2 separate regions of the Homo sapiens genome follow, and region 2 is linked to region 1. Evidence: read pairs that join two places in POLR2A ChIA-PET (ENCODE). Cell type or tissue: MCF 10A. All regions are shown on one strand. Each heading gives the region's core, and the rest is flanking DNA. Links, peaks and the distances in the headings are about the cores only. Region 1 overlaps LOC124904531 (a long non-coding RNA gene). Region 2 overlaps CDC42BPA (CDC42 binding protein kinase alpha).

The links. ChIA-PET counts read pairs that join two places held together with the same protein. Peaks named below come from ENCODE experiments on the same cell type or tissue, not always from the same donor. Only the 100,000 strongest peaks of a DNase experiment are listed, where the experiment ranks them.
Region 2: POLR2A ChIA-PET joins it to region 1 with 5 read pairs; 1 of 35 experiments calls an interaction of 5 or more read pairs at or near these places.

Annotation. Positions count from the first base shown.
Region 1 is chr1:227,319,416-227,326,741 of GRCh38, forward strand. It overlaps LOC124904531 (a long non-coding RNA gene), which reads left to right. Exons shown (of 2, transcript XR_007066911.1): 2 at 1-646. Among named protein-coding and RNA genes, the nearest start is that of CDC42BPA, 4.6 kb to the left of the region's middle. In MCF 10A, for the core only: no CTCF peak of the experiment used is centred there; DNase peaks (open chromatin) are centred at 3,976 and 4,426.
Region 2 is chr1:227,055,597-227,062,922 of GRCh38, forward strand. All of the region lies in intron 21 of CDC42BPA (CDC42 binding protein kinase alpha), which reads right to left. Among named protein-coding and RNA genes, the nearest start is that of COQ8A, 120 kb to the left of the region's middle. In MCF 10A, for the core only: no CTCF peak of the experiment used is centred there; a DNase peak (open chromatin) is centred at 3,055.

The sequences.
Region 1 (7,326 bases), core at 1,733-5,732:
CGCTGAATAGCTAGGGCACCTGATCCCTGTAGGGCCCTTCCAGGTTTTTGTGAATCTCGGTTTTAGGAGAGCTCCCTTTATAAAATTCTCATGGAAGATGCCACATTTAAATTAACACCACAAAACTAGGTCATTGCAGTTCTGTTACTTTCTCTCAAAATTGCCATCTCCTTTATGGTCGTTCTCTAAAATACAATTATTTTATATTCCTTCCCCACACCTGTGAGGCGGTTGTGTTTCTATGTTCATGTCCACAATTGCATCTTACATCTTGATAATATGGAAGCTGAGGAAGAATTAGAAATGAGGGCCTAGACGTAAAATGAAGGCTAACAGAAGTCGATTCAAGTTGTGATTCATGAAATAGTGTGAATCTTTTATGAAATCTACAACGTCTACACTTGCCTGGCTTAAGAACAGCATTATTTTCAATGCGGTCTTGACATGAATGATACTTAGATTCAAACAAAAGGTCAGTCATTTCCAGCCATGACATCTTTATATGGGTGTGTGTTGTCTAATTCTAAAAGTAGTAGAAAAGTTTAATCCTAACACAGATAATAAGCAATATTTTGGTGTTTATTATTCAAGTCTTTTTCCTATGCACTTTAACAAAAATGATACATAATAAAAGAGTTTTATAGCCTCTTGCTTGCAATTAGCAATATATTATGGACATTTTTTCAGTTCAACAAACATTCTTCAACAACATGGATTTTAATGGTGAAGCCAATTTTAACAGTTTCATTTGACCATAAGATGCGGTAGCAAAGAAGGAAGCAATTTCTTCTGCTTTTTCAAGTACGGTTAACTAAAGAAATGGCTCCAAGATACCTGCTTTTCCAACTTACAAATAACTAGAAAGAAGTTTAAAGGAGAACCTAAAACATGTTAGGTCTCACTAAATGCTAATTGACAATGGAAGTATATGAGATGTAGATACTTTTTTTTTTTTTAACAAAAGAGTCAAGCTGTCAGTTCTTTACCTATTCTATTAGCGCTTGGGTACCACCCACAGTCCAGGGTATTGATGGTTGCTAAATAACCCTTTCCACATTATTTAGAAAGTAGAGAGCAGAATTTATTTTTATTTTAAAAAACACACACACAAAGAGAAGGAAGGAGCTTGAACCCAATCAATTTTGCTTGAATAATTCAAGCTCAGAGACTTAATAATTAACTAGACACTAAACACATTGTGCGGGTGTTATTTTAAATGTTCCGGTTGAAGTGTGAACATGCTTGTTAATGAAACCGGTCTTAAGCCAAAGAAAGGCACAGCCCAGCAGCTGTACAGTGCTTGAAGTGTTCCTGCAAAACAAGAGTGCCACAGGCTGCCTCGCAGGGTATTCTTTGGGGAAAAATAGTCTGGAGGAGGTCTTCTTTGTGAAATTCTGCTTGGGGGCCTGGAGATTAGATGTATACCACTGCAAACACCCAATTTGTTTGAAATAATCAGAGAATGTTTTATGAAGATGCTGGGAATTAATCTGACCATTCAGAAAAGAAAGAGGACAGGAGAAGACAAGAAGGTAGGAAGGTGGAAAGAAGAAGGCAGGACAGAAATCATTAAGCCTAGTCCCCAATACAAGCTCTCTTCAACTAATCCTCCAATTCAGGGCTAAAAGCAGGAGAATTAATCCACCAATTAATATTTATAACAGTCAGCCTCACTCTCACCTTGGTATATCTAACTTCAGAATAACTATAGGGTCATTGCTGGAGAACGGAGCCAAAAACAAGGTGCGTGCCACAGTAGGGCTTAATGTATAGCAACACTGAGGATGTTTTACCACATCTCCTTTTAGCCTAGCCACATCCTGACCCTGCAAATGAATGACTTGGCTTAGTACCCTCCCAGGATAAAATGCCAGCAAATGCCTGTCCTGTCTTCATGTCAGGCTCCTGACATGAGTGAGATCAACTGCAAGGGCTTGTATATAAAAAAGAAACTTTCTGATTAATAATTGCTTCCTTTACAGAACACTTAACAACCTGTAAACACTGTCCTGGGTAGTTTGAGCTCATGTTTTATTCAATCATCATAACCATATGAAGTAGGGAAATTACCTCTATATCACAGACGATGGAAGAAGCTGAGGCTTAGAGATCTTAACTTGTGAAAGATCACACAACTAGTAATTGACACAGGAGCTACAAGTCAACACCAGGCCTGTCTCATGCCAGTGCCCATGGCTTTAATCACAAAGCAAGTGAGGTCTAAAAAATCTGCAGGTTCTATAAACTCAACTTTTCCTTCCTATTGTAACAAGGAAGAAGTGGGATGTGTTGTTAATTCACATATTTGGGCATTAGAAGTTGATATGAGGGCAAAAGAAAGAACTACGCACATGATTATATCAGAGTTCAACCAAAAAAGCAGAAATCACCTATTTATTTAAACCAGAGAAAGCTTTTTTTTTGAGACAAAGTCTCACTCTGTCTCCCAGGCTGGAGTGCAGTGGCGTGATCACATGCTCACTGTAACCTCCATCTCCCTGATTCAAGCGATTCTCCTGCCTCAGCCTCCCAAATAGCTGGGACTACAGGCACATGCCATCACATCCAGCTAATTTTCTTTTCTTTTTTTTTTTTTTTTTGAGACAAGTCTTGCTCTGTTGCCCAGGCTGGAATGCAGTGGCACAATCTCAGCTCACTGCAAGCTCTGCTTCCCGGGTTCACACCATTCTCCTGCTGCAGCCTCCCAAGTAGCTGGGACTGCAGGCACCCCCTACCACACCTGGCTAAGTTTTTGTATTTTTAGTAGAGACGCGGTTTCACTGTGTTAGCCAGGATGGTCTCGATCTCCTGACCTTGTGATCTGCCCGCCTCAGCCTCCCAAAGTGCTGGGATTACAGGTGTGAGCCACCGCGCCTGGCCCACATCTGGCTAATTTTCTTGTATTTTTAGTAGTGACAGGGCTATGTTGGCCAGGCTGGTCTTGAACTCCTGACCTCAAATGATCCTCCCGCCTCAAATGCTGGGATTACAGGCGTGAGCCACTGTGCCCGACCAAAACCAGAGAAACCTTAATTCTGACACATGGTTCCATGGATGGTGGAAGAGCTGAGGAAATGCAGGGCAAGTCAGGTAACCCAGTTTGGCAGCAGCAGGAAGCTATTCCCACCCCTAGGCTGGTGGAAGCTAAAACCAGGGCTGGTGGGAGATGGAGCCACAGAAGAGATGCAAATGCTACAGGGGAGGCTGCCATAGTCAGAGAGAGGGGAGGAGAATCCTCTTACCACAAATCTCCTGTCATTTGAAGCTAACACGGAGCCTCTGAAAGGGAGGCTGCATGACTGGTCCCCAAAGACAGAGTAGAGCAGGCAATGGGTAAGAAATGAATGCAAGAGCAAACAGGCAGAATTTGCACACATATAATCAACACAGTTATAGTTTAACCGAAACTATAATAAAATCAATAAAACAAATGTTTTATCTCTGAACAACCATTAAGTAGATTTTGACGTGGCATTATTTAAACATAGGAGAAGTTTTTACCTTTTCCTTTTCAAATTTGTTTTTTGTTTTGTTTTGTTTTGGTTGTTGCTGTTGTTGTTTTGTCCCTCAAGAAGTTAAAAAACAATCCAACCCTCATTAGGGCAGGTTTACTTAGGTATACAGACTAATAGTTTCCACTTGCTTGTCAATGGATCTTGTCCATCTTGCCCTATCTTTAAATTTATCATTTAAAATCTCTCACTAAAGCTCTACTATAAATGGGACTTTCCAAAATATGTTTAGAATCAAACATTATAATACAGATATTGTCGGCTATTAGAGCTACTTAGCAAATTTGAACACTGCAAAGATAAGTGGCATTCTTTCATAAATTCTATCAGCAGAAAACATTTGATAAAGACTGTATTGCAACGTGTGGTGACAAAACCAAACCAATTAAGCCAGTGTGAACCTTCGGTCCTGAGGTGGGAGTGGAGGTGACACACCCAGGACCTACAGAGGCTGGCAGCCAAGGAGGTGAAAGTTGACGAATTCAGTTACCACACTCTGGAAATTGCTCTGGCCAAGATTGCCAGTGACTTCCACATTACCAAAGTTAATAGGCAGTCCTCAGTCCGCATCTCATTTGCCGCTTTAACAGTATTTCACAGTGCTGATCACTTCTCTTAACTAAAACACTTTCCTTCACTTAATTTCCGCACTCTCCTGATTTTCTCCTACCTCACTGGCCACTCTTTCTCAGTCTCCTTCGCTGGATGATCCTTATCTTCTTGATCTTCAAATACTGGAGTGGCCCAGGGCTCAGAACTTCACCTCTTTTCTAGCTACACCCATTACCTAGGTGATCTCAATTAGTCTTAAGGCCAAAAATACTATCTATGATGGTTTGAAAAACTTGTCATAAATTCGACACTCCCATTGAAAGATTGGGTCCATATCCTCTTACCTTGAATCTAGGCCAATCTTGGTGACTCACTTGTCCTAAATAGAATGTAGCATAAATGACTGCTTACCTTCCTAGGCTGATCCATAAAAGGCAATGCAGTGTCAGCTTGTCCACTGGAACACTGTCACTAGAACCCTACATTGCCATGTAAGACATTCAACTAAATTCAACTGTCCTAAGGCTGCCATGCTAGTAGGGAGCCCAAGCTGCATGCAATCACCCATTCAGCAGCTCCAGGCAGCATCAGCTGCTGGACATGTGATTGCAGACACCTCCAGATGATTTGAGCCTGCAGCTGTCAATCACCCTAGCCAAGACTCCTAGTCTTCTCATCTGAGGCCCCAGGCATTGTGGAGCAAAGTTAACCTCTCATCACTGTGTCTTTTCCACATTTCTGATGCATAACATCCATGAACCTGATGAAATAATTGCATTAAGCTGCTACATTCTGAGATAATTTGTTATGCAACAGTAGTAAGTAGAACAATATCTTTTTGTTGTTGTTGTTGTTGTTTTAGGCAGGGTCTCACTCTTCACCGAGTCTGGAGTGCAATGGTACGACCATAGCTAACTGCAGCCTCCACCTCCCAGGTTTAATTGATTCACTCACCTCAGCCTCCTGAGTAGCTGGGACTACAGGTGCGCACCACCACGCCCAGCTAATGCTTTTTGTTGGGGGTAAGGGTAGAGATGGTTTCGCCATGCTGCCCAGGCTGGTCTCAGACTCCTGGGCTCAAATATTCCTCCTGCCTCAGCTCCCAAAGTGCTAGGATTACAGGTGTGAGCTACCACGCTTGGCCCAAATGGTCTTTACACTCATTGAATCCTCTTTAAAATCCTATAGAGGAGAATCTATTATTATTTCCACGGAGAAAAACTGAGAGAGATTAAGTAACTTTTCCAAGTTTACAAAGCTGATTATTAGTATCAGGATTCCAGCACAGGTGGGATTCATTCTAAAGCTTGTGTGCTGAAATGCTTTCCTCACCTACCTCATAGCAAGGTAAGAGAAACTAATACCAGCTACCTGATTAATATTTAGACTATGCCCTATTGTCTAAAAAAAAGAAGAGAAAACGGAAATGACTTAGCTATAACCTGGAAGCAGAGAAGACATTCTTTTGCAGAGATTTTTGTCCATTGTTTTCCTTATTAGAGAAGAGCAAACAAGAGAGAACAGTTTTATTAAAATAGGACTTATTTCATGGAGACAAAAAAATGAAACTCTTCATTATCAGGATGGTAATGGATGATAACTCTAAATTTAAATACAAAGAGATTGTCAAATTGTAATCTGCAAAGATTTTTTAAATGATTATTTCAATTCAGTTCCAACAGCCACCTCTCTTGAATGGTTTGGAACCCACCTGCCAGAAGGTGAAGGGACCAGAACAGATGCGCTCTCCAGGCCTCATTCAGCAATAAGATTCAGCGCTTCACACCAGTATGGGGGACTAATTAAACTCACAGTTGTATGGTGGAGCCAGCGATTATGTTTTAGAACAGACTGTGACCTCTCTCTGACCCAGAGGATAGCAAGCATCAGCATTTACAAGCCAAATGAAATAAGGCACTGTCAGCAATGTTCCTTACAGTAAGAAATATAACAATAATAATAATAAAAAGCACCAAGACATAAACCCACAAATAGGATGGTATCTGGAGACCCCAGGCATCCATGAGAATAAGGGAAGTGAAAATTCAATAAAATTCAATCTGAGATCTTAACAGGGGCTTTCCTCAAATAAGAAAGGCCCCCAAGCCGGTACAGTGGCTCATGCCTGTAGTCCCAGCACTTTGGGAGGCTGAGGCAGGCAAATCACCTAAGGTCAGGAGTTCGAGACCAGCCTAGCCAACATGCTGAAACCCTGTCTCTACTAAAAATACAAAAAAATTAGCCAGGCCTGGTGGGACGGGCCTGTAATCCCAGCTACTCAGGAGGCTGAGGCAGGAGAATTGCTTGAACCTGGAAGGTGGAGGTTGCAGTGAGCCAAGATCGCACCAGTGTACTCCAGCCTGGGCAACAGAGCAAAATTCCGTCAAAAAAAAAAGAAAGAAAAAATAAATAAAGGCCCCAAATATTATAAAAATCAAGGAAAAATTCATGCAGAGGACAATAAACAGTACAAAAGACTTCATAAGTATTAAAATGTGGGACCTTGTTCCAACCACTTCTTCAGATACTAGCATGACATTGACATAGGTCAGGATAAAAAGCTAGAGAACAATATCAAATAATGTCAGAAAAAAATTAAGTATTTTTTATTACTGTAACATTAGGTTTTCCTGTTCTTTGGAACGTTGTTTCTCATAATGATAACGTGTTATCCTATATAAAAACAACTAACTGATGATTAGTGGATTATTTTCTCAGCAGTGGAACTGAGTTTTCTCTAAACCATCTATATCCATACTCTTGTTCATCCTGCCTTGTGAGAAGGGCATGATTTATTTAATGACTACTTTAGTGCAAGGTACCATGTATGACTGTGAAACAAATACTACACAAAAATAAATTATCTAGGCAGTGATAAAACTACCATCTTGTCCTCATTCGTACCTCATACTAAAAATGGAATTAATCTGCCGGACACACTGGCTCACACCTGTAATCTAAGCACTTTGGGAGGCCAAGGGGGATGGATCACCTGAGATCACACCACTGTACTCCAGCCTGGGTGACAGAGCGAGAGTGTCTCAGGAAAAAAAAAAATGGAATTAACCATCCCACAAAACTACTAGATAATCATTAACAAGTACTAGAGCAACCATTCCCAAATTCCTTTTTTAAAACCACTATTAAGATGTTTCAGTTCATTCATTCAGTCACCAATGAATGTCATCAATGAAGTACTTACCAAGCCCCCAGTCTCCACCAGATACAGAGTATAAAGTATAGGTGGATGATGTCCAACTTT
Region 2 (7,326 bases), core at 1,328-5,327, 260 kb before region 1:
AAAAACAAACATAATCATTATTAATATTTTAGCCATGGAAGTTAAAATATTCTTTTTGTCATTTTTTATGTGCTAAAATACTATAGCATTAAGTATAATAATGCAGCAAAAGCTAATAAACATACATAAGTAGCAGAGATATTATAAATTCAATATAAGAAATATCTTTAAGTAAATGCAATTTTTTTTTGTTAGCTAATTTTCTTTTCCTAAGTAAACATACTTTAAGGTGTTACTCTGACGAACAGTCATTAGAAACATCTACTATATTTCAGTATCATTTTACTTAATGCTCTGTTAAAAAAAAAAAGAGGAAAAGCTGAATATTAGTGGTACTGTCCATACTGCAAAACATTTTAATGCAAAATGTTCATAATGGTCCCTGAAGCTGTTAGGATTTTTCTACTAAAAGATCCTCAAATGTATTTTTACAGTAGTACATTTAAAAAGGTCCCCCCGCCGCCCAGGATCACAGAACTGGTTTTTAGATGACCCACTTATCAAGAATTCCTCAAATTATGGACAGCATGGTTTTCCTATAAATAATAAAAATAACTAAAACCACTCATCTTGAATATGTATCAACAGGCCTTTTCTACTGCCTAAATAATTACAGATTTGCACAAGTAACAACCCCTCTCATAAGAAACCTTGCTTCAAAGTAAAAAACACCAAGATGTGATATGGATTATATATGGTCAACCTACTAAAAACTAGCTTGCATCTAACAAGTTGTTTGTTATTGGTAAACATAAACTGTAAGTTAAAAAGTCCCAGTTTCTTTTCTTTTCTTTTCTTTTTTTTTTTTGAGACAAGGTCTTTCTCTCTTGCCCTGGGATGTAGGGCAGTGGCACAATCACGGGTCACTACAGCCTTGAATTCTTGAGCCGAACTGATCCTCCTACCTCAGCCTCTAGAGTAGCTGTGAACACAGGCATGTGCCACTATGCCTGGCTAATTTTTAAAAAATTTTTTTGTAGAGGCAGGGTCTCCCTATGTTGCCCAGGATGGTCTCAAACCCTGGGCTCAAGCGATTCTCCCGCCTTGGCCTCCCAAAGTGCTGGGATTACAGGCGTGAGCTACCATGCCTGGCCAAAATCCAGTTTCTATCAATTTTCTTTATCCTCTAGCTAGAAGTATTTTGAAAACAAAGTAGAAGGTAATTTAATATTTTGTATTGAGAACAAGTATAAACTCAAATCTTTTAGTGATATATTTATTTCTGTTAATTGAACTTATGATACAAAAACAGTATTACAGAAGTACTATATCATTTGGAAAACAGTAAATACATTTTATTGCGCTAGAACAAATCCTAACAAATGACTAAAGGTTGTGACCAGTAAGGGTAAGCTTACTAGTTATACATAATGCACCTTGTTTCCCTTTAAGAAAATTTATTCTCAAGTTATTTTCAATATACTGATTGGAATATCTAGTCTGGAGAATTTACACATATTCTAAGAAAACATAAGAGAAAGTTAAGCCATACGTGGGCTATAAAATCTCTGCTCCAAACTCTAAATGAACAATCTGAAATAATACATTCAGTGTTTCTCACTATTAATGAAAGCACTGTGGAAATCTCTCTCATCATTTGTATTTGGACATTAACAATACTATCAATAAAAACTTTTTCTTCTACTATACTTAATACTATTTATAAAGAAAATCATTCAAACTGTAAATGAGGTTTAATAGCATACTAGAAACAAGAATGCAAGAAACATTATTTTGTAATACTACCTCATTCATATGACATTTCATAGTTAATTTTAAATTTATTAAAATACTGCATATTTTCTTGTCTAAAAACATGGTATATAACATAAAATCTTATGCTACTGTTACAACAGAGGCCATTGTTAAGAATGGTAACTGCATGTGTCCTACTGAAATACACTGATGTCCCAGGGAACACTGAGGTTCTACACTATACCACTGAGATGCTTCTATTTAACAGCTGAGTAATTTGTAATTCTTCAAGCATCTTCACAGGCACTATTACTTTTCAGTGGCTGACTTTTTTTGTGAGATACTTAACCAAAGAAAAATTGAAGGAGGCCAGGAAAGCAGATAACCAAGCCTATTATATCTACGTTTAAAATAATCATATGTAATAATAAGTCAATAGATTATGGTTAATTATAGTTTATTCATATCTCATAGAATAAAGACATAGAATTAAGGAGAGACCTTATAACAGCTATTTCCCTCCAAAATTTTTTTCTTATTTCAAGATTCACAAAAAATGTTCTAGGTGTCCAAGGCCCCAGAAAGTCTGCAAGGCAAGTGAGACATAATTAATCCATAATAAAATGAGAGAAACAAATCCTAAATTATAACCTTATTGAAAAAACAGCAAGTAGTTAAAAATTTAGTCAATTCACGGGCTGGTGATTTGACCCTAATATAACTGGGCACACAACATATTGGTTTTCCCTTCTAGAGGTTATGTAATGTAATCAACATATATTCAGATTCATTTGATAAATCCAAATATCTAATGGTTTTAAGTCTCTACAAGTTTCAAAATAATCAAGCAATCAGTTGAACTAGTAATCTTTCATAAACACAATAATTAATGAGATATCACTTGAATGCAGTTCTACTGGCCATAGTACAGGTATCTGAAATGCTTATTCATTATTAAGCTGTAATCCGAAAATATTATATATGCTATATTAGAGTTATTCATGTTTATTTTACAACCAACCCTCCAACATACCAGAAAGACAGGACCACAGGAAGCAGCAGGCCACCCCTACTGCTTCCCATGCCTACCACAAACCACAGAATTCCCTCATCTAGAACTTTCCGAGTCTAAGAATTCGGAATGTAAAGTGTTGATCAGTCTCCACGGAGATGACTGGTGAACATTACGAATTTGTATCCATCACTGACTTTCCTTTTGAATGTTACTATTTTACATAGTATATGAAAATCCCAACACTGTCAGCTACCCTGTCGCTTTTCAAATAGGGAGTATGTATGTGTGTTTATGACTAGTGTTGGGATGTGGCTGGTTTAGAAAAATTCCATCTCTGGGCATGTCAGAATCTTGTAGCACAGAGGTAGTGGCTGACTCATTTCAAGTTGAGAAACACAGAGCTAGGATTAGTATAGGAAGATATTTACAGTTTGTTAATAATACATATATAAATAATGTTACTGATATTTTTTAAATCTTGGAATTATCTTAGAATAGAAAGGCTTTATTATTAACATTATTTCCTCAGATCTAGATAATTAGTTTGGGAGATTCCTCTGAACTACATTAAAAAAAAAAAAACAAGATTTCTCTAGAACTGATTTACATAAATTATAGTCAATAAGATGTATAATTTGTTCCAAATCATTTTTGAATGTTGTACAACATGAATGATCAAGTTTTCTTTCTACATAATTAAAATCTCTAAGAAACAATCTACATACTTGCTTACAAAAGATTCTTAGGAGCTCATGTACTTTGACTACTTAGAAGGCATACTTTAGGATCACTTTTCCCCTTGATCAAACTAAAAAAGATATCATTTTAGTAGTTTGGTTATAGTGATTTATATGAACATTCCTAAAGCTTTGCGGCCAAAGCCAAAAAAAAAACATAAACAAAAACATAAAAGCAGCACAGCAACAGCAGGAGCAGCAGCACAAAGCATGCAATAGATGTAATAATATACCACAAAAACATTAACAGGTTCCGCAATCACAGGCAAAAGGATGAGAGAGGGGTAAAAGGCCTCAGGATGGGTACATAAAGTGCAAAAGTCTCTTACACGTCTGCCTTTGCTAGCTGGAGTACAGGATGGAGAGCGCTTCAACAGAGAAAGGAGAATAGGACATGTTACAAATATTTACACACATAAGACTCTCAAGGACTACTATTGTATTAACAGACAAAGTATATAAACATACATATAAAGCCACAGTTTTGGATAGGTTGAATGTACATGTATTTTTAGGAAAAACTGGAGGATAGGATGGTAAAGAAACAGTTGTTTGGACTACGTCTAAGGTTGACAAACTTTTCACTGGCCCATGTACAGTGACCCACAAAATAAGCCTTCATCAAGTGATAGACAATTTCTTTTCTGGAAAGGTTGGCAGTAGCAGACTGGAACAAATGAGAACAAAAAGGATCTAGATATTTCTGATTTAGTGCTGGCAAACATTCAATAAAATAATGAACTAGCCTGGCGTTAGACATTTACCTAGTAAATTTTTACTCTTTTCAAAAATGATTCTTTTAAATGACAAGGGCTAAGTTAGGATTTCAGAATTAATGATAATAAATTAAAATTAAAAGTTATTTGAACAATACTCCATCCTGACTCAACTTCAGCCATAGTCAAAAGAGGGACTTTCACCTTTCTAACATTAAAGAATTAAGTAATTAGGAAAAAAGGAACAATTATCTCAAAAAGTTTTTTTTTGTTTTTTTTTTTTTTTTTTGAGACGGGAGTCTCGCTCTGTCGCCCAGGCTGGAGTGCAGTGGCGCAATCTTGGCTCACTGCAAGCTCCACCTCCTGGGTTCATGCCATTCTCCTACCTCAGCCTCCTGAGTAGCTGGGATTACAGGTGCCCACCACCACGCCCGGCTAATTTTTTGTATTTTTAATAGAGACGGGGTTTCACCATGTTAGCCAGGATGGTCTCGATCTCCTGACCTCGTGATCCACCCACCTTGGCCTCCCAATCAAAATATTTTTGTGATGCTCCAGCAGTAGAGCTTCACTAATATGAACCATATCTACTTCGGCAATTTCTAACATTCAGTGCAACCTAACATTTGTTGTGAGCTCACAATACGTTGGATACTAAGCCGACTTTGCAAGGGATTGAAAGATAAACAAGACATGGAAGTTCACAGACTGGTAGAGAAGACATCATGCCAGCAACAATGTGACAAATGCTATCACTGAGATATGTACAAGGTTTGTATGGGAACCTAGAGGAGGGACAGAGAAGATTTTCTTGGGGACCTAGAGGAGGGAACTTATAGACTAGGTCTACAGGAGTTATAGAAGATTTAAGAAAAAAGGAAAAGTTCAAGAATGAGAAACACTACCAAAAATTCAGTATTAGTGTTACAATAACTCTGGCAGGTAAGTAAATAGGTACTTTTTTTTTTTTTTTTTTTTTTTTGAGACAGAGTCTTGCTCTGTCACCCAGGTGGATGCAGTGGTGCGATCTCGGCTCACTGCAACCTCTACCTCCCAGGTTCAAGTGATTCTCCTCCCTCAGACTCCCGAGTAGCTGTGATTACAAGTGCGCGCCACCATGCCCGGCTAATTTTTGTATTTTTAGTAGAGATGGGGTTTCACCATGTTGGCCAGGCTGGTCTCGAACTCCTGACCTAAGTGATCCGCCTGCCTCGGCCTCCCAAAGTGCTGGGATTACAGGTGTGAACCACCGCGCCTGGCCAGAAATATTCTTTCTTTCCATAGGAAATGGAATGGAAGATAACTTGAACACTGTGTCCTGCAGAGTTAATAGTAAACCAGGATTAGAAGGCCCGGAGAGTTCTAAAGAAGTTTTTCCATTATGGAGGCTAAAGTCTCAGGTTCAAACCTAGTTACTTTTCCTCAGTTATTAATGGGAAGAACCTCTCTCATTCCTTCTTGCCCCCAAAACCAAACAACCAAACAATAAACAAATCAACTCCAACTCTTCCTCTAGCTATCATCTATCTCCCTTCTTCCTTAATAATCATAATAACATTTATTATGTGCAGAGTATATGCAGATCGTTTTCCAAAGTGCTTTACATATATGAATTATTTTAATTCTCACAGAAACCCTATAAGGTAGGAATTATGATCCTCATTTTAAAGATGTAGAAGATGGATCAACTTGCCTAAGGTTATAAAACTATTAAGTGGTAGAGCCAGGATTCAAAACTTCCTCAGCCAGATTTCTGAAAAATGGTATACAAATGCCGTCTGTATTTTCTAAACTCCCAATTAACTTCTAATACAGTGCAATTCAGATTCTGCTTTGATCTGATACTCAGGTCAGTATTTCTGGTTTGTCCTATCTGACCAACCACCTCTGCCATACCATCACACTGACCATTCCCCTCCTTAAAATTATCTGCTCTTCTAGTTTTTCTGACAGGTACTTTCCTAAGTAACCACATACTTCTCAACGATTGCTTTCTTAGCTTTTGTGGAGTCCTATTCCTTCACCCTTTCTTCAATGGAGATTCCAGGTTTCTGTCCTTGGCTCACTGCTACAATCTGCCCCTTGGGGAATCTCATCCACTTTCAACTCTGATTATTTCCAAATCTCTGTTGCCAGTCCACTCCTCTTCCTTAAACTCCTGACGCATATATTAAATATCTGACTGTCTGCTGGACATCTCCAACTGGATGTCCCTTAGGAATCTCAAACTTAACTTGTCCAAAATGAAGCTGTCACCTTTCTCTTCTGTTAAATCTTTTAATAATTATTACATATGGGACTGATTAAACCTAAGCTCTGTAATATGAAGTATAAAGTTGAGAAACATAGACCCTTATTCTGGCCTTTGCCCATGTCTTCATACTCATTTCTCAATCCCTTCCTCACCCTTTTTGTTTGCCAAGCAAGGGACAATTCTAACTAAATTGAAATCTCCCTCTGTCCACAATCCCGTAACTCCCTGCTCCCTCCCCCCGCAAGTTCGCTCTGCCTGTCTAGAATATACTCCTCTTATGTAGTTGTTTTATGATTTTGCTGAACATACTCATCTGTGAAGACCCAGCTCAGGCATTATTTCCTTTAATAAGCTTTTCTGGATCCTCCTGGTTCAATCAGAAATCTCTCTTCTTTGTATTCCCATGATATACGATCTTTATCTTTTATTACTATATTTCCCACATGGTGTTATAGTTATCTGGTTATATATTTGTCTTTCCAATTAGACTGTCAGGGCAGGAAATATTGTATTATGCTTAAGGGCAGGAAATATTACGCTTAAGGGCAGGAAGTATTGTATTTTGCTTAGCATAAGACTTCAAACTTAAATATTCTCAATAAATATTGAATGAATCCTTCTGAATGTCCATAGTACTTAGCCTAGGTATTTCTCATGGCATTTATTGCTTTCCACATTGCATAGTGTGTAACTATATAATTATTTTTCTAATTATAAAATAAGTACTTTGAGGTCCATTTCCACATCTGCTTTGTCTTTGTATCCATTATGCCCAGTATATTACCACCCATGTAAAAAGTGCTAAAATGTTTAACATAAAAAAAAAAAAAACTTTTTTGGCTATCTCTACTTCTAGACTAGAGTCTGGAGTATGCTAAAACCATGGAAAAGAGCATGAATATCTCAAAA